Regions from separate parts of the Mus musculus genome. Here region 1 is linked to region 2. The links are chromatin loops, found by intact Hi-C in ENCODE. Cell type or tissue: heart. All regions are shown on one strand. Each heading gives the region's core, and the rest is flanking DNA. Links, peaks and the distances in the headings are about the cores only.

The links. Hi-C counts contacts between places; a loop is a spot of excess contacts. Peaks named below come from ENCODE experiments on the same cell type or tissue, not always from the same donor. Only the 100,000 strongest peaks of a DNase experiment are listed, where the experiment ranks them.
Region 1: a loop joins it to region 2, with 26 times the contacts of the local background. A loop is called at or near these places in 5 of 42 quality-filtered maps.

The regions. Positions count from the first base shown.
Region 1 is chr5:145,642,331-145,652,689 of GRCm38, reverse strand. It overlaps the pseudogene Cyp3a63-ps. Among named protein-coding and RNA genes, the nearest start is that of Cyp3a41b, 63 kb to the right of the region's middle. In heart, for the core only: no CTCF peak of the experiment used is centred there; no DNase peak of the experiment used is centred there.
Region 2 is chr5:145,462,921-145,473,279 of GRCm38, reverse strand. It overlaps Cyp3a16 (cytochrome P450, family 3, subfamily a, polypeptide 16), which reads left to right and starts at 3,557. Exons shown (of 13, transcript NM_007820.2): 1 at 3,557-3,710; 2 at 5,720-5,813; 3 at 8,195-8,247; 4 at 10,112-10,211. The coding sequence starts at 3,640. In heart, for the core only: no CTCF peak of the experiment used is centred there; no DNase peak of the experiment used is centred there.

The DNA.
Region 1 (10,359 bases), core at 1,230-9,229, 180 kb before region 2:
TTTGGTTGTTCTCAGAATGGTGTGTCTGTGGCCCGCTTTTGACCCCCTTTTCTTCTCGGGGGGGAGAGGCCCAATTCAGAGATCAGGACAATAGTGTTGTCTTAATAGCTCCCAACATCTCCCCCATTTTAATATTTTTATTAAGGCATATTGTATAATAAATTTGTAGCCACGTTTTAACGACCGCCTAAACGTCTGTTTGCTCACCGGGTGAGTCTCTAAAACCACGTAGGACACAAGGACAAGTGATCTATGAGGCTTGAATTAATGGTTCCAGTCTGTTGGGTAAAACTTGGGCTAGCCAAGGGATTTAGGAATGAAGCAAGCTCCTGGGTAGAGATAGAGATCTGATCCCCAGTGTGCAACGTTAGGGGCCATGTACAGGATTGACTCTCAGGACAAGGCTGATCTTATCCTTCAGATCATTTCAAGTACCAGTTTTTCTTCTGCCAGAATGTCAGTACAGTGATGAGTAGGTGAAGTCTCACACAGTAGTGTAGTGAGATTGAGGACAGCAGGTGGAGCGAAGTGAAGGTTACTTGTTCAGTCAACAAGAAGCTCTGATGTGTCACAGGAGCGTTGGTCATTATCTATCAGTCAAAGGGCTTTTGGATAATGCTTTTGAGAGCATGGGGTGCCACTACACCTATTTGCTGTCCCAGAGTGAGTGTATCAGCATCCTTGACAAGCAGTGTTATGGCAGCAATAGTTTTCAGGCAAGAAAACCACCCGCTGGAAACAGGGTGTAACTTCTTGGATAGGTAAGCCACTGGCCTTTTTCAAAGCCAATTGGCCATTCCCTCAGTATATGCTCCGTCGTTATCCCTGCATTTCTTGTGGACAGACCAAATTTTGTGATAAAAAATTTTGGGGTGGGTTCGTGTCCTTATTTCTCCACTGAGGGTCCTGCCTAAATACATGAGGTGGCCTCTTCAGGTTTCAAATCAACATTGCTGTGCTTCTCAGCTAAGGTCTCCCATATTGACTCCTGAGATCCCTCCCTATTCCAGGTCTCTATCATCCCCTAGAGATGCCCCATTAGCTCACATTCAGGAGCTGCAGATTTTCATTCACTCTTCAATACCTGTAGCTTTCTCTCCTGTCTCTTAACACACCAGATCCTGAACCCTCATGATGCCTTCCTCCACATTCCTGGGCACATTATTTTAATCCCAGCACTCAGAAGGCAGAAGCAGGAGGATCTCTACAACTTTCAGGCCAGACTGATCTACAGAGCAATTCCAGGATATCCAGGGCTAGCTACACCGTTGAAACACTGTCTAAAAAAAGTATTTATTACATATTTATTTGTTTATATGTAAGCATATACGTGTGTGGTCTGGAGACCAGAAGACAAGTTGTGGAAATTCATTCTTCTATTCCATCACATAGATGCTGGGAATTGAACTCAGGTTGTCAGGTTTGGAGACAGGTAACTTTGTTCTCTGAGCTACCTTGAAAGCCTATAGCTTTTTCTTTCATCATTAATGGGGCAGCAGATATCCACATTGTATTCTGTGCTAGGCATCCCAAATTTGGGTTGAATCCAGGTTGTCATGACATGTCCTCTGTGGTTTTTGTTGTTGTTACTATTTAGCTTAGGACTTTTTTGGTGTCATTCTCACAAGAAAGGCACACATTTATTGCTTTGTTCTCTTTTTTGAGTTTGATTTGCAGCAAGTTATAAATGTGATGGGCATGGTGCCCTCCACACTAATTCTCTGGGTTGATATGGTTTATGAAATCCTTTGGATTATATCCAAAAAAAATTTTTTTAATTAAAAAATCCAGTAGCAATCACTTTTTGGTACTTCATTCACTTGTGTAGTTCTCTACTTCTATAACATGGGCTCTAGAGATTTAAGAAAAAAATCTTTATATGTATGGGTGTCTTGCTGGCATGCATATCTTTGCACTATATGTATGCCTGTATGCCTTTGGAGGCCAAAATAGGACTACAAAAACCCAGGAGATGGAGCTAAAGACCATTGTGAGCCATGAGAATGTTACAGGGAATTGAACCCATGTGCTTTACAAGAGCAGACAATGATCTTAACTTCTGAGTCATTGCTTCAGCTCCAAAATGCGGACAATAGCTTACTTATCTCAGGGAAAAATCACGAGGACCACAAAGAGAGTGTAAAGGCACTTGAAAGGTCTGATGTGCTATGTGTGTGTTAATGACTAGCTAACCTCAAGACAGCCTTCTGGGAAGAATTAGAAAGTAACCATCATATGGAAATTCTTGTTGATTTTCTTTGCTATAAAAACAATAGCATGGCTTATCCTTTAGAGCAAGAAAGGAACTGTAGAATTCCTGTTTCACCTTCCCCACCCCTTATTGTTATCTCGCTGGTCCCCCTTACCTTGCTCCTTCTTAGAGGGATGAGTGCAGGTTGTTTTTTACCCACTGGAGAGCATCCCAGTTTGAATGAGGTGCTAGATCCCTGACTAATCCTGTATGACATCAGACAGGTGTGATTCTGTTAAATGTGAAGACCTTGACATCTGCAACACAACCCCACACCTAAATCACAGGGAACACTGAGGAAATGGGGCAGTAAAAATGATTGTAAGAGTCAGAGGAGTCAGAAGTCTGCTACCGGATGGTGTCGCTCAGAAATGACAGGGGAGCCACACTCATGAAACATTAACAATATGATTACCTAGACAAGATCTGAACAATGACATCTGGAATAGACATGTTAGTGGACAGGTAACAAAACTTCTCTTCTAAATGAAGAACCACAGGCAATTATGATTCCTGAGAGAGGGAGACTAAATCTTCCCTTGGGATAAGTCCCACCATTCTTTGTCTGCACCAAGTGATCAGCCCTGAAATCATATATGTTTAAGCCACACTAAATGAACTCAACAGGATGTATTCATATATCTACATTTATATACATGGAACAATAATAATAATGATGATAAAAGGGCCATGAATTTGAGAGGAAGTTGGGAGATTAGAGGAATTGGAGTGAGGAGTTGATCTAATTTTATTTTAATTAGTAATTTTAAAAGATGGAGAATTTGAACTTTAGAAATGATTTGAACTTTTTGAACGTGATCTCTTAGATCCTCATTGTATTAGGGATGAACTTTGTAACCTTGATTGAATGAGTTATCATTTGGGGCATGGTTGGTTCACTTGTGACAGTTATCCCTCACAGAGTTGTAGATTGGATGTTCTTAGCTACTGTGGACAAAGTTCTCAGGACAGTAAATATTAGCAATCACTGTCTGATGTCAGCTTGATGGATTTTAGGTGCATATATATGCATGTATCTCTGATTGTGTGGCCTTTTGAACTCTGAGGTTCCAGTTAGAAGACAATGAATTTTATGACCTCAAGTCCACAGTGTTGTTTGTATGATTTTCCTAAAGTCCATCTTGGTATTTAGTATTCCCTCCTATACTTAGGAGCTTTTGGATCCTGATTTGGCTTGGAAATTTGGGGGGTTTTTGTTTTTTCGTTTTTTGTTTTTGTTTTCTACTAAATTAAAAAAAAAGTGTTGGTAGCAGCAACCCCTCCCTCCTCTCCCAGTCACAGCATCACAAATCCCTTCCCGATTGCCCTCCTTCCTTATCTTCAGAGAAGGTAAAGCTCCTACCAGGGAATCTCCCCTGGGTCACCAATTCACAGCAGGACTACTTGCATTCTCTCCCACTGAGGCCATACTGGGCAGTCCAGATAGGGGAAGGGGATCCAGTGGCAGGCAACAGAGTCAGAGACAGTCTCTGTTGCAATTGTTGGGGGAATCTCATGAAGACCAAGTTGAACATCTTCTATGAATGTGTAGCAGCCCTAGGTCCAACCCCTGCATACTTTTTGGTTAGTGGCTCAGTCTCTGTCAGTCCCAAGATTCCAGGTTAGTTAACTCTGTAGATCTTTTTGTTGTGTTGTTAACTACTCTGGCTCACTCAGTCCTATCCTTCACACTTCCGCAAGACTCCTTGGGCTTTCTCAGATGATGTTTTACTGTAGCTGGCTGTATTTCAATGGTTAATTTTAAATTTAAATCAATCTATCTCCCCCTCTCTCTTTCTGTGTGTGTGTGTGACAACTTTTTGTGTATAGAATGCATTCTGGTTAAATTCCCTCTTTACCCCAATCCCATCAGCATCAGTTTTTCCCTGAATATCTCCTTCCTGTATTGTGAAATGTTTTGTGTCCTGAAGACTTTAGTGCCATGTGTGTGACTGTGGGCATGGAACTGTCCATTAGAGTCTTTGTCACCAGTCACAAGTGGATCACAACTGAGTATAATTCTTCCCTCTCTCAATAGGCAGCAGTGAGTGGCAGGACCTGTCTCTTTATCACTGGTACTACAGTCAAGGGATAACAGGTGTTGAATTTTGATGGATAGATGTAGTAAAAGAATTTTTATGAGACATGGTCTCCCATATCTCAGGCAGGTCTAAAACATTTCATATGGTTTTGAATTTTGTCTTTGAACTTCTGAGACTCCTGCTTCTAGTGTCTGAGTCTACTTTTAAATCTAGCCAGCTTGGTGAGGGAGTGTTTCATGTTGTAGATTTTGCTTGAATTTCTGATAGAAACCAAGATCCTTTGGCCTTACCCACATGCCACCGTGGTTTACTGATGTCACACAGGACGTTACCTTAAAGAAGGTCAACATAGGCTATGAATGAACTTATATAAACTGTCCTGGGAAAGGGACGACCAAAGTCCAGGTGATGCAGGGGTAATCCATTTACTGGCTGAATTCCTAGTGCCACCCACCTTCCGAGCATATAAGTACTTCAGGCACAGCAGAGTAGGCAGAAAGGAAGCCCTACAGAGAGTCACACACACACATCTGGAGGGAGAACACTGAGGAGTAAAATTGCTGACAGACAAGCAGGGATGAACCTGTTTTCAGCTCTCTCACTGGATACATGGATCCTCCTGGCAATCATCCTGGTGCTCCTCTACCGGTGAGTGATCTTCCCAGTTCCTTCCCAGACCATGCCCCCAGGATTGGGGTGATACTCAGACCTCTACTCTGTTATTATTAGAAAGATCAAGATGATTATCAGAAGCGGGGGCTGGAGAGATGATGGCTCAGTGTTTAAGGGCACTGACTTTCCATTCAGAAGACACAGGTTTGAATTGCAAGAGCCAAATGGAGCTCAGAATTATCTGTAACTATAGCTCCAGGGGATCTGACAACTTCCACATTCATAGCTAGTATGGTATTAAAGGGTGGTAGCTTTTGTAACCTGCTTAGCTCCTAAATAATTGAGACAGAGACCTACTAAGTTCATTAGCAAGCTTTAAGCACTATGACTGGACAAGTTCTAAGCTATTCTAACCCACAAAGCTATAACATCCCTGCCACAAGCCCCATTTTCCTTGCAGATTGACCTTTCCCAGTCTTTCTCCATTCCATGTGTGTTTTTATGGTGAGCTCTCTTGGTGATTTTTTCTGATGCCTGACCTCCTGACAACCTTCTTCTTCCTCTACCTGCCTGTGAGCCCTACTTCTCTTGGACCCTAACCTGCCTGTGACTAACAACTTGTTCTATTCTGCCCAGTAATTTGATTTTCAGCCCTTTGTTAACCAATAAGAGATAGCTGGGGAGTATTCTTGAAACCCCAATGATACAGGGGATTCTTTATTACTGATGAGATTGCCCACTTCTGACGAGTATCAGGGTCTCAGGGGACAGAAACCAGCATCTGAATACAGAGAATGAAAGACCCTCCCCCAACAGTTAGCAAAAGTTGAAATTAATGCTTGTAAAAAGTTTTCAAATTTTCATGTTTTAATTTATTGTGGTTAGGGGCAGCAAATGGTATAGTGTATGTGTGTGCATGTATCTGTTTTTGTATGTGTGTGCTTGTGTGTGTGTGTGTGTGTGTGTGTGTGTGTGTGTGTGTGTGTAGGTCAAAAGAGGAATTTTGAGAGCCAGTTCTCTCCTATTATGTGGGTCCCAAAGACCAAACTCAGATTATCAACATTATCAGTCAATGCCTTTACTTGTGGAGTCATCTTGAAGGCCTCAAATGAAGTAAGGACAAAGTTAATTTTTCATTTTAATGTTTTGGCCATAAACGAGATCAAGCCACACCTATATATGCTAGGGAAACTGTTTACTTCTGATCTATATCTCCAGTGGTACTAACTCTTGTTAATGTTAATAATGACTTTATGCAGATCTGCTAGGCACCCAACCCAAACTCTTCTACAGCTTCCTCTTTTATGGTTTTCTATGCCCAGCCTTAGTTTCTTTGTTTGTATATTTACATATATATATATATATATATATATATCAGAGGTTCAGGCACTAAGCTGACAGATTCTGAGCTATTCTAGCCTGCCTGGCCTACTCCCCAGCCTAATTCCCAACCCTGTGGCATATTACCTGCCATTGTAGTCTTGCTCTGGCACATCTCTCTTCTTTGTGTCCTGATTACTGAGTCCCCAGGTCCCACCTGAGATCCTCTCCCTCACTCTGGGCACAGAATTCTCATGTTTTTCTCTCTTGCCCAGCTATAGGCTGTTGTATCCTTGATTTGACCAATCAGAAGAAGCTGGATAAGAATGTTTTCCAAATACTGATGCAGGAGATGCTTCATGATAAGGACAATACCAAAGTCTGAACCAGAGCTCTGCACTGGATCTTTGGGTACAGAAAACAGCAATTGAATGCACAGTGAACAAAGCCATCTCCCAGTAGTTTAATGATATCACTTAGGCTAGTTATGGCCTAACTTAGTTTTGGTTATCCCTAGATCCATGAGAACTCAGCACACATGAATAGCAGCAATTGGCTAACATGCAAATTCACTATTCACAAAGCTCTCTGGGAAATGGGCAAGGAGGGAGCCCAGTTGTTGATTTGTTTCAGTTTTTGATGATGGTCTTGCTTGTCTCTTCTCTTCTATGTGTGTGTGTGTGGATGCAAGTGTTTCCGTTTCCCTTATAGATATGGAACCCTTACACAAGGACTTTTTAAGAAACAGGGAATTCCTGGGCCCAAAGCTCTGACATTTTTAGGCACTGTGCTGAATTATTACAAGGTGAGTGTTGATTTAGCTTTCCTTTTGGCTTCTGCTTGCGGCTAATAATGTCTTAGTTCTATTAAATGCTTCTACTGAGGAAATGCTGAGATATCAGATCCTCATACTCTGTTTTCTCTTGATTCCTGTCAAAATCCAGTGGTCCTCTGAGATATTTTAGCCATGTAAAACTAATTAAATATTTGTATGTGTTTATATTTTATAGTATGTATATGGGTATCTGCACATATACGAATGTCCATATATGTGTTCAGGGGCATATGCATGTATATGTGTGTGGATGTGGATGCTGTGTGCCTGTGTAATTTTATAGTATGTATATGGGCATTTGCATGTGTGTGAGTGCCCATATGTGTGTGCAGGTGAATATGCATGTATATGTGTGCGTTTGAGGTCAGAGGTTCACACTGTGTGTTTTCCTGATTGCTCTTCAGTTCATCCTTTGAGTCAGAGTCTCTCACTTTGACCTGGCTCTCTCTGACTTGATTAGTTTAGTTAACCAGCTTGCTCTTGGGGTCTCTTTTCTCTGACTCTTGCACATGTGTTCTATTACCTCCTCCCAGGTATTTACACAGACCTTCAGAGTCAAATTCTGTTTTTGACAGATTGCTTTTCTCACTGAAGCATCTCCTTAGCTCCCATTGTCACTACTCCATTTATTTATTTTTGGTAGAGGTTGTGTATATGCCACAGCACAGCAGGCACATGTAGGTCAGAGGTCAGGTTGTGGGACTCAGTCTGCTTTTGCTGAAATCTTAGTCTTAGGGATAGAGCTCAGGTTATCAGGCTTGGTAGCAAGGTCCTTTTCATTTGGAGCCATCTCACTGGCTCTAGTGGCAATCAATTGAAATTCATCTTGAGTAAAATGCCCAGATCTCCCTGTCATTCAGTCTTGATACTAATGATGTGATACTCTGATCTTGTGAGCAGTAAAGGAAGAGTTTGTTTCTTGCTCAGTGTAGAGTCCAGGGAGGCTCTACTGTAGTTATTTGGAGGAAATCTTCAAGGGATTTTCAACTACTAGGACACCAATCTATATTTACTAGATTAAAATTCTCTTTGTATGAGTTCTTATGATCTACACTTTTGTTCTTTTTTCTGAATATTTCTGAAGCAGCAGCTTATCACAGATCTCCAGGACCCACATTTTGGAGCCATTTCATATACTTGAGTTCTCTGCTCAATTTTTAAACCCATGAAGATTTTTCTATAACAGTAGACTCAGCATGTACTATTTATATTTAGGTTTTTCAGAACTAGAAAATTTAGCTTCTCTCTTTATTTATGTACTGGGGTCCTGGTTAGTGACTGTTTCATCTAGAAAGATTTTATGTGTATAATGTTGCGTGTGTGTGTGTGTGTGTGTGTGTGTGTGTGCATGTGAGTGCTGCAACTATGGAGGACAGAAGAGGGTTCTCAATTCCCTGGAGCTAGAATTACAGGTGGAGGCAAGATGCAGGATGTGGATTCTGGGAACGGAACTTGGACCCTTTGCAAGTTCAACCAGTGCTTTAGGCTTAGTGACATGTTGTAGGTTTTGTTGTTCTTTTTGTTTTTCTTTTGTTGTCGTTGTTGTTGTTTTGATACTGAGGATGAGATGCAAATCTCATGCATGCTTGGCAAACTGCTCTACTCTAGCTACTGTGATGGACCTACAGCCACCTCTCTTCCTTTAAGGTAGCAATCTTAGGCATGAGTTTCAGTAGCAAGTGAGAATATTTGAGATAGGATGATGGTTGTCAGTCAGCTTAGATCCTTACCTACATAGAGTGTTTATTTTCTTCTTTTTCTTTTAAAGATTTGTTAAAATCAAAGACATTAGGTAAAGTATGATTTAACAAACTTATTAGAAAATTGAGTAATGAGAATGTAATGTGCCATGTAGATAGCCTGCTTTGAAATGGTCATTCCTCCAGACACACATTCCCAAGCTCACACCCAGAGTTTGAGTGGCAAAGTTTGCGCTATTGTCTGCTCTCGATTTTCTTCCTACAGGATCTGTGCTTCTCTTGCACATTCTGTAAAACAATTGTGTATTATTATTATTATGATTATTATTATTATTATTACTAGAGTGTGTTGTGTGTATGCGTTGTGAGTCAGTGTGTACAGTCCAATGACACAATGACAGCGTGTTATGTGTCCTGCTTTCTCATTCTGCCCTTCCCCACCAACCCATCCTGCTCCTGACACATGAAACATTTCAAAATAAGATCTTTTTTCTGCCAGAGACAATAAACCTGACTTCATGGGATCTGAGGATTTTCAAGCTCTGGCTACAGAGTGGTCAGTACATAGAGGGCAGTAATGGGATTCATTCTATTTCTCTTTCCAGGGTTTTTGGAAATTTGACATGGAATGCTATGAAAAGTATGGAAAAACATGGGGGTGAGCATTCTGGAAATTTCCATCTAGTTGACTGTTTTTAGGAGGACACAATTCACTTGTGCAAGGATGGGGGCAGCCTGAAATGTAGCCATGAGTAAAGGTGATAATGCCTCCTATCAACTGCCAGGGTTCAAAGGTCTAATTGACATGAAAATATTGCACACTGAGGCTTTTTGACAGGGTTTGATGTTCCATGGATTCGAGGTATTTTTTTTCTTCCAGTAGTTATTAATTTGTTCAGTTTACAACCTGGTCACTTTCGCAATGCCCATGTCCTTCACACAATCTTCGCTCCCGAATCCTCTGAGAGTGTGGGGCTTCTGAGTCTCTCCCCAGGCTTGAACTTTTATCTACTGCCTCCTCTAATTTGTTTTCTTCTCTGAAACTCTTTTCCTGACATGCTATGCATTGCTTCAGGTCCCACTGATATGCTCTGGCAAACGTCTTGCTCCTTTTCCTTGCCACGATGGGTCATTTTATATAGAAGCCTACATTCTTCACTTTATTATTGACTTTAGTATGCCATTTGACAGTAGGGGCAGGCTAATCTAGCTAAGGGCTTGGTAAATGATTCATGCTTAGTCTCTCTTCATATAGAGACTTCATTGTTTATGTTTTATTTCGCATCATATTTTTTCCTGAATTGGGGCAAGTATGCTGGTACATATATGCAGGTAAGAGTATAAATTGTGGAAGTTAGTTCTCCAATTCCAGGTTACTGCACTCATGTCATCAGGCATGGTTCAGGTTCCTTTATCTGTTGCGCCATCTCCTCAGCCCCTGCCAAGATTTTGGATAAAAGTGTGTATCAGATGACAGATTGTACCAGTCAGTTCTCTCTTTCCAACACATAGATCCCAGGGACTGAGCTGACCTCATCAGGTGCCTCTACCGTTGGACCATTTATTTTCTCCTTCCAGGAACTAGCTGTGTGCAAATCT
Region 2 (10,359 bases), core at 1,182-9,181:
GGAATTGAACTCAGATTGTCAGGTTTGGAGACAGGTGACTTTGTTGTCTGAGCAACCTTGAAAGCCTATAGCTTTTTCTTTCATCGTTAGTGGGACAGCTGATATTCACATTGTATTCTGTGCTAGGCATCCCGAATTTGGGTTGAATCCAGGTTGTCATGACATGTCCTCTGTGGTTTTTGTTGTTGTTACTATTTAGCTTAGGACTTTTTTGGTGTCATTCTCACAAGAAAGGCACACATTTATTGCTTTGTTCTCTTTTTTGAGTTTGATTTGCAGCAAGTTATAAATGTGGTGGGCATGGTACCCTCCATTCTAAGTCTCTGGGTTGATATGGCTTATAAAATCCTTTGGATTATATCCTAAAAAAAATTTTAATTAAAAAAATCCAGTAGCAATCACTTTTTGGTACTTCATTCACTTGTGTAGTTCTCCACTTATATAACATGGGCTTTAGAGATTTAAGAAAAAATTCTATATATGTATGGGTGTCTTGCTGGCATGCATATCTTTGCACTATATGTATGCCTGTATGCCTTTGGAGGCCAAAATAGGACTACAAAAACCCAGGAGATGGAACTAAAGACCATTGTGAGCCACAAGAATGTTACAAGGAATTGAACCCATGTGCTTTACAAGAGCAGACAATGATCTTAACTTCTGAGTCATTGCTTCAGCTCCAAAATGGGGACAATAGCTTACTTATCTCAGGGAAAAATCATGAGGACCACAAAGAGAGTGTAAAGGCACTTGAAAGATCTGATGTGCTATGTGTGTGTTAATGACTAGCTAACCTCAAGACAGCCTTCTGGGAAGAATTAGAAAGTAAACATCGTGTGAAAATTCTTGTTGATTTTCTTTGCTATAAAAACAATAGCAATACTTATCCTTTAGAGCAGGAAAGGAACTATAGAATTCCTGTTTCACCTTCCCCACCCCTTATTGTTATCTCGCTGGTCCCCCTTACCTTGCTCCTTCTTTGAGGGATGAGTTCAAGTTGTTGTTACCCATTGGGCAGCAGCCCAGTTGGAATGAGGTGCTGGATCCCTGACTAATACTGTATGACATCAGACAGGGGTGATTCTGTCAAATGTGAAGACCTTGACATCTGCAACACAACCACACACCTAAATCTCAGGAAACACTGAGGAAAGGGGGCAGTAAGATTGTAAGAGTCAGAAGAGTCAGAAGTCTGCTGCCGGATGGTGTCTCTCAGAAAAGACAGGGGAGCCACACTCATGAAACATTAACAATATGATTACCTAGACAAGATCTGAACAATGACATCTGGAATAGACATGTTAAAGTGGACAGGTAACAAAACCCTCTTCTAAATGAAGAACCACAGGCAATTATTATTCCTGATAGAGGGAGACTAAAACTTCCCTTGGGATAAGTTCCTCCACTCATTTTCTGCACCAAGTGATGAGCCCTGAAATCATATATGTTTAAGCCACACTAAGTAAACTCAACAGGATGTATTCATATATTTACATTTCTATACCTGGAACAATAATAATGATGATGATAAAAGGGCCATGAATTTGAGAGGAAGTTGGGAGATTAGAGGAATTGGAGTGAGGAGTTGATCTAATTTTATTTTAATTAATAATTTTTAAAAGATAGAGAATTTGAACTTTAGAACTGATTGTTGAAATTAAATGAAATCTCTTAGACCCTCATTGTATTAGGGATGAAATATGCAACCCTAATTGAATCAGTTATCATTTGGGGCATGGTTGGTTCACTTGTGACAGTTATCCCTCACAGAGTTGTAGATTGGATGTTCTTAGCTACTGTGGACAAAGTTCTCAGGACAGTAAATATTAGCAATCACTGTCTGATGTCAGCTTGGTGGGTTTTAGGTGCATGTATATGCATGTATCTCTGATTGTGTGGCCTTTTGCACTCTGAGGTTCCAGTTAGAAGACAATGAATTTTATGACCTCAAGTCCACAGTGTTGTTTGTATGATTTTCCTAAAGTCCATCTTCGTATTTAGTATTCCCTCCTATACTTAGGAGCTTTTGGATCCTGATTTGGCTTGGAGATTTTTGGGGTTTTTGTTTTTTTCGTTTTTTGTTTTTGTTTTCTCTAAGTTTAAAAAAAAAAAGTTTTGGTAGCAGCAACCCCTCCCTCCTCTCCCAGTCACAGCATCACAAATCCCTCCCCCATTGCCCTCCCTCCTTCTCTTCAGAGAAAGTAAAGCTCCTACTAGGGTATCTTGCCTGGGACACCAATTCACAGCAGGACTACTTGCATTCTCTCCCACTGAGGCCATACTGGGCAGTCCAGATAGGGGAAGGGGATCCAATGGCAGGCTACAGAGTCAGAGACAGTCTCTGTTGCAATTGTTGGGGGAATCTCATGAAGACCAAGTTGAACATCTTCTATGAATGTGTAGCAGCCCTAGGTCCAATCCCTGCATGCTTTTTGGTTAGTGGCTCAATCTCTGTCAGTCCCAAGGTTCCAGGTTAGTTAACTCTGTAGATCTTTTTGTTGTGTTGTTAACCCCTCTGGCTCACTAAGTCCTATCCTTCACACTTCCACAGGACTCCATGGGCTTTCTCTGATGATGTTTTACTGTGGCTGGCTGTATTTCAATAGCTAATTTTGAATTTAAATCAATCTCTCTCCCTGTCTGTTTCTCTGTCTCTGTCTCTGTCTCTGTCTCTCTGTCTATGTCTCTCTCTGTCTCTGTCTGTCCCTCTCTCTGTCTCTCTCTGTCTCTCTGTCTCTCTCTCTCTCTGTGTGTGTGTGTGTGTGTGTCTGTGTGTCTGTGTGTGTCTGTGTGTGTCTGTGTGTCAGTGTGTGTCTGTGTCTGTGTGTGTGACAACTTTTTGTGTATAGAATGCATTCTGGTTAAATTCTCTCTTTACCCCAATCCCATCAGCTTTAGTTTTTCCCTGAATATCTCCTTCCTATATTGTGAAATGTTTTGTGTCCTGAAGACTTTAGTGCCATGTGTGTGACTGTGGGCATGGAACTGTCCATTAGAGTCTTTGTCACCAGTCACAAGTGGATCACAACTGAGTATAATTCTTCCCTCTCTCAATAGGCAGCAGTGAGTGGCAGGACCTGTCTCTTTATCACTGGTACTACAGTCAAGGGATAACAGGTGTTGAATTTTGAAGGTTAGATGTAGTAAAGGAATTTTTATGAGACATGGTCTCCCATATCTCAGGCAGGTCTAAAACATTTCATATGGTTTTGAATATTGTCTTTGAAATTCTGAGGCTCCTGCTTCTACTGTCTGAGTGTATTTTTAAATCAAGCCAGTCTTGGTGAGGGGGTGTTTCATATTGTTGAATTTGCTTGAATTTCTGATAGAAACCAAGATCCTTTGGCCTTACTCACATGGCACTGTTGTTTACTGATGCCACACAGAATGTTACCTTAAAGGAAGTCAACATAGGGTATGAATGAGCTTATATAAACTGTCCAGGGAAAGAGACGACCAAAGTCCAGGTGATGCAGGGGTAATCAATCTACTGGCTGAATTCCTAGTGCCACCCACCTTCCCAGCATATAAGTACTTCAGGCTCAGCAGAGTAGGCAGAAAGGAAGCCCTACAGAGAGTCACACACACACATCTGGAGGGAGAACACTGAGGAGTAAAATTGCAGACAGACAAGCAGAGATGAACCTATTTTCAGCGCTCTCACTGGATACATTGGTCCTCCTGGCAATCATCCTGGTGCTCCTCTACCGGTGAGTGATCTTCCCAGTTCCTTCCCAGACCATGTCCTCAGGATAGGGGTGATACTCAGACCTCTACTCTGTTATTATCAGGAAGATCAAAATGGTTATCAGAAGCAGGGGCTGGAGAGATGATGGCTCAGTGTTTAAGGGCACTGACTGTCCATTCAGAGGACATAGGTTTGAAACCCAACATCCAAATGGAGCTCAGAATCATCTGTAACTATATCTCCAGGGGATCTGACAACTTCCACATTCATAGCTAGTATGGTATTTAAGGGTGGTAGCTTTTGTAACCTGGCTAGCTCCTAAATAATTGAGACAGAGACCTACTAAGTTCATTAGCAAGCTTTAAGTGCTATGACTGGACAAATTCTAAGCTATTCTAACCCACAAAGCTTTCAACATCCTTGCCACAGGCCCCATTTTCCTTGTAGTGTAACCTTTCCCTGTCTTCTCCATTCCATGTCTGTTTTCATGGTGAGCTCTCTTGGTGATTTCTTCTCATGCCTGACCTCCTGGCAACCTTCTTCTTCCTCTACCTGCCTTTGGGCCCTTCTTCTCTTGGACCCTAACCTGCCTGTGGCAAACGACTTGTTCTCTTCTGCCCAGTAATTTGCTGTTCAATCCTTTATTAACCAATAAGAGATAGCTGGGGAGTATTCTTTACACACCATTGATACAGGGGATTCTTTATTATTGATGAGATTGCCCATTTCTGACGAGTATCAGGGTCTCAGGGTACAGAAACCAGCATCTGAATACAGAGAATGAAAGACCCTCCTCCAACAGATAGCAAAAGTTGAACTTAACGCTTATAAAAAGTTTTCAAATTTTCATGTTTTTATTTATTGTGGTTAGGGGCAGCAAATGGTATAGTGTATGTGTGTGCATGTATCTGTTTTTGTATGTGTGTGCTTGTGTGTGTGTGGGGGGGGGGTCAGAAGAGGAATTTTGAGAGTCAGTTCTCTCCTATTATGTGGGTCCCAAAGACCAAACTCAGATTATCAACATTATCAGTCAATGCCTTTACTTGTGGAGTCATCTTGAAGGCCTCAAATGAAATGAGGACAAAGTTCATTTTTCATTTTAATGTTTTGGCCATAAAGCAGATCAAGCCAGACCTATATATGCTAGGGAAACTGTTTACTTCTGAGCTATAGCCCCAGTGGTACTAACTCTTCTTAATGTTAATAATGACTTTATGCAGATCTGCTAGGCACCCAACCCAAGCTCTTCTACAACTTCCTCTTTTATGGTTTTCTATGCCCAGCCTTAGTTTCTTTGTTTGTATAATTACACAGAAATATATATATATATGTGTGTGTGTGTGTGTGTGTGTGTGTGTGTGTGTGTGTGTGTGTGTGTGTGTATTAGAGTTTCAGGCACTAAGCTGACAGATTCTGAGCTATTCTAACCTGCCTGGCCTACTCCCCATCCTAATTCCCAACCCTGTGGCATATTACCTGCCATTGTAGTCTTGCTCTGGCACCTCTCTCTTCTTTGTGTCCTGATTACTGAGTCCCCAGGTACCACCTGAGATCCTCTCCCTCACTCTGGGCGCAGAATTCTCACGTTTTTCTCTCTTGCCCAGCTATAGGCTGTTGTATCCTTGATTTGACCAATCAGAAGAAGCTGGATAAGAATGTTTTCCAAATACTGACTCAGGAGATGCTTCATGATAACAACAATACCAAAGTCTGAACCAGAGCTCTGCACTGGATCTTTGGGTACAGAAAACAGCAATTGAATGCACAGTGAACAAAGCCACCCCCCAGTAGTTTAATGATATCACTTAGGCTAGTTATGACCTAACTTAGTTTTGGTTATCCCTAGATCCATGAGAACTCAGCATACATGGATACCAGCAATTGGCTAACATGCAAATTCACTATTCACAAAGCTCTCTGGAAAATGGGGAAGGAAGGAGCCCAGTTGTTGATTTGTTTCAGTTTTTGATGATGGTCTTGCTTGTCTTTTCTGTGTGTGTGTGGATACAAGTGTTTCTGTTTCTCTTATAGATATGGGACCTGTACACATGGACTTTTTAAGAAACAGGGAATTCCTGGGCCCAAACCTCTGCCATTTTTAGGCACTGTCCTGAATTATTACAAGGTGAGTGTTGATTTAGCTTTCCTTATGGCTTCTATTTGTGGACAATAATGTCTTAGTTCTATTAAATGCTTCTAATGAGGAAACCCTGAGATATCAGGTCCTCATACTCTGTTTTCTCTTGATTCCTATCAATGTCCAGTGGTCCTCTGGGACTATTTTTGCCATATAAAACTAATAAGATATTTGCTGTATCTATATTTTATAATATGTATATAGGTATCTGCATGTATATGAATGTCCATATGTGTGTTCAGGGGCATATGCAGGTATATGTGTGTGTATGTGGATGCTGTGTGTGTGTGTAATTTTATAGTATGTATATGGGCATTTGCAATTGTGCAAGTGCCCATATGTGTGTGCAGGTGAATATGCATGTATATGTGTGCATATGAGGAGGTCAGAGTTTGGCATTGTGTGTTTTCCTGATTGCTCTTCAGTTCATCCTTTGAGTCAAGTCTCTCTGACTTAATTAGTTTAGCTATCCAGCTTACTCTCGGGGTCCCTTGTCTCTGACTCTTGCAAATGGGTTCTATTATCTCCTACCAAGTATTTACACAGATCTTCAGGGTCAAATTCTGTTTTTCACAGAGTGCTTTTCCCACTGAAGCATCTCTATAGCTCCCGTTGTCACTACTCCATTTATTTATTTTTGGTAGAGGTTGTGTATATGCCACAGCACAGCAGGCACATGTAGGTCAGAGGTCAAGTTGTGGGAGTCAGTCTGCTTTTGCTGAAATCTTAGTCTTAAGGATATAGCTCAGGATATCACGCTTGGTGGCAAGTTCCTTTTCATTTGGAGCCATCTCACTGGCTCTAGTGGCAATTAATTGAAATTCACCTTGAGTAAAATGCCCAGATCTCCCTGTCATTCAGTCTTGATACTGAGGATGTGATACTCTGATCTTGTGAGCAGTAAAGGAAGAGTTTGTTTCTTGCTCAGTGTAGAGTCCAGGAAGGCACTGCTGTAGTTATTTGGAGAAAATCTTGAAGGGTTTTCCAACTTCTAGAACACCAATCTATATTTACTAGATTAAACTTCTCTTTGTATGAGGTCTTATGAGTGACACCTTTGTTCTTTTCTGAATATTTCTGAAGCATCAGCTTATCACAGATCTCCCAAAACCCACATTTTGGAGGCATTTCATATACTTCACTTCTCTGCTTAATTTTTAAACCCATGAAGATTTTTCTATAACAGTAGACTCAGCATGTACTATTTATGTTTAGGCTTTTCAGAACTAAAAAATCTAGCTTCTCTCTTTATTTAGGTACTGCTTCCTGGTTAATGACTGTTTCATCTAGAAAGATTTTATGTGTATAATGTTGTGTGTGTGTGTGTGTGTGTGTGTGTGTGTGTGTGTGTGTGTGTGTGTGTGTGTGTGCATGTGAGTGCAGCACCTATAGAGGACAGAAGAGGGCTCTCAATTCCCTGGAGCTAAAATTACAGGTGGAGGCAAGATGCAGGATGTGGATTCTGGGGACGGAACTTTGACCCTTTGCAAGTTCAACCAGTGCTTTTGGCTTAGTGACATGTTGTAGGTTTTGTTGTTCTTTTTGTTTTTCTTTTGTTGTTGTTGTTGTTGTTGTTGTTGTTTTGGCCCTGAGGATGAGATGCAAATCTCATGCATGCTTGGCAAAATGCTCTACTCTAGGTACTGCGATGGACCTACAGCCACCTCTCTTCCTTTAAGGTAGCAATCTTAGGCATGAGTCTCAGTAGCAAGTGAGAATATTTGAGATAGGATGATGGTTGTCAGTCAGCTTAGATCCTTACCTACATAGAGTGTTTATTTTCTTCTTTTTCTTTTAAAGATTTGTTAAAATCAAAGACACTAGGGAAAGTATGATTTAACAAACTTATTAGAAAATTGAGTAATGAGAATGTAATGTGCCATGTAGGTAGCCTGCTTTGAAACATGGCCCATGGTCATTCTTCCAGGCACACATTCCCAAGCTCACACCCAGAGGTTGAATGGCAAAGTTTGTGCTATTGTGTGCTCTGGATTTTCTTCCTACAGGATCTGTGCTTCTCTTGCACATTCTGTAAAACATTTCATATTATTATTATTATCATCATCATCATTTTTGCTATTATTATTATTATTATTATTATTACTAGTGTGTGTTGTGTGTATGCGTTGTGAGTCGGTGTGCACAGTCCAATGACACAATGCCAGGGTGTCATGTGTCCTGCTTTCTCATTCTGCACTTCCCCACCAATCCATCCTGCTCCTGACACATCAAACATTTCTGAATAAGATCTTTTCTGTGTCAGAGACAATTAACCTGTCTTTATGGGATCTGAGGATTTTCAAGCTCTGGCTACAGAGTGGTCAGTACATAGAGGACAGTAATGGATTTCATTCTATTTCTCTTTCCAGGGTTTATGGAAATTTGACATGGAGTGCTATGAAAAGTATGGAAAAACGTGGGGGTGAGCATTCTGAAAAGTTCCATCCAGTTGACTGTTTTTAGGAGGAGGCACTTCACTTGTGCAAGGATGGGGGCAGCCTGAAATGTAGCCATGAGTAAAGGTGATAATGCCTCCTATTGACTGCCAGGGTTCAAAGGTCTAATTGACATGAAAACATTGCACACTGAGGCTTTTTGACAGGCTTTGATGTTCCATGGATTCGAGTTTTTTTTCTTCCAGTAATAATTAATTTGTTCAGTTTACAACCTGGTCACTTTCGCAATGCCCATGTCCTTCACACAATCTCCCCTCCCGAATCCTCTGAAACTGTGGAGATTCTGAGTCTCTCCCCAGGCTTCAAATTTTATCTACTGTCTCTTCTAATATGTTTTCTTCTCTGAAACTTTCTTTTCCTGACATGCTATGCATTGCTTCAGGTCCCACTGATATGCTCTGGCAAACATCTTGTTCCACCTCCTTGCCACGATGGGTCATTTCCATATAGAAGCCCACATTCTTCACTTCATTATTGACTTTAGTATGCCATGTGACAGTAGAGGAGGGCTAATCTAGCTAAGGGCTTAGTAAATGATTCATGCTTAGCATGAAATCAATTCCTTTTTTCATATAGAGACTTCATTGTTTATGTTTTATTTTGCATCATATGTTTTTCCTGGATTGGGGACAAGTATGCTGGTACATATATGCAGGTCAGAGGATAACTTGTGGAAATTACTTCTCTACTTCCAGGTTACTGCACTCATGTCATCAGGCTTGAAACAGGTGCCTTTCATCTGTCGTACCATCTACTCAGCCCCTGCCAAGATTTTTGATAAAAGTGTGTATCAGATGACAGCTTGTACCAGTCAGTTCTCTCTTTCCAACACATAGATCCCAGGAACTGAGCTGACTGCATTAGGTGCCTCTAACTTTGGACCACTTATTTTCTCCTTCCAGGAACTAGCTGTGTGCAAATCTTCAGACAGGGTCAGGATCATAATTCATTTACAAGAATGTTGACAGTCATGCAGAGAGCATGTGGAGGCTCTCCCAGCTACAGTGAATTCAGGAATACAGAAGAAATCCTATCCAGCTCTCCCCTCTGCTTCCTGACTCCCATGCTCTTTCTGTCCTGTCTTCCAGACTACCTGAGCTTTGAAGAAGTAGATACAAACACCTCAGTTAAATTCTGTGTTTTAATATCAGTATATCAAAAGCAGGATCTGCACTCTAGGCAGGTACCCTAATACTGAGCTGCATCCCAACACCAGATGTTGACATATTCTAGTATTTTTAATATTTTTTTTCTTTTTCAAGTCAGGGTTCCTCTGTGTGTAGCCCTGGTTGTCCAGGACTTGCTTTGTAAACCAGGCTGGCATTGAACTCAGAGATCTGCCTGCCTCTGGCTCTGGTGTATTCCAGATGTATTGGAGATTCCTGGAGCTGGTGTTAGAGGTGATTGTGAGCTACCCAATGTAGGTGTTAGGATCCAAACTTAGGTCCTCTGCAAGAGCAACATGTGCTCTTAACTGTGGAGACATTGCTCCAGACCCTTGCAATATTTAAAATATGCAAATTCATAGAAAATGATATGGGCAATTCTCACATATACACATCTAGACTTGCCAAATTTCCACTTGTTATTTCTAAGTGCGGTGCCTTAAAGAGCTGATTTGTCTTTAAGTGGCTCATTGTGTCTTGAATGACATTAATTATCATTTTCCAATGACTCCATTGAGTACATGGTCAGAATTCCTAAGCTGAACTGGGAACTCCTGTGACCATGCATTGTATAAGCAAAGTGAGGGTCCTGAAGCATTAGGATCAACGTCTGGGTGTGGCTCTCACGTCAGAACCTGGTTCATCAGCTGTCTTCCCCACACAGGTTGTTTGATGGTCAAATACCTCTCTTTGTCATCACGGACCCAGAGACGATTAAGAATGTGCTAGTGAAGGAATGTTTTTCTGTCTTCACAAACCGGCAGGTAGGTCACATTGGTTTTTCATTCATATACATATACACATACATACACATACACATATACATATATATGTGTGTGTGTGTGTGTGTGTGTGTGTGTGTGTGTGTGTGTGTGTGTGTGTGTATTCATTTTACATCCTGATTGCAGCACA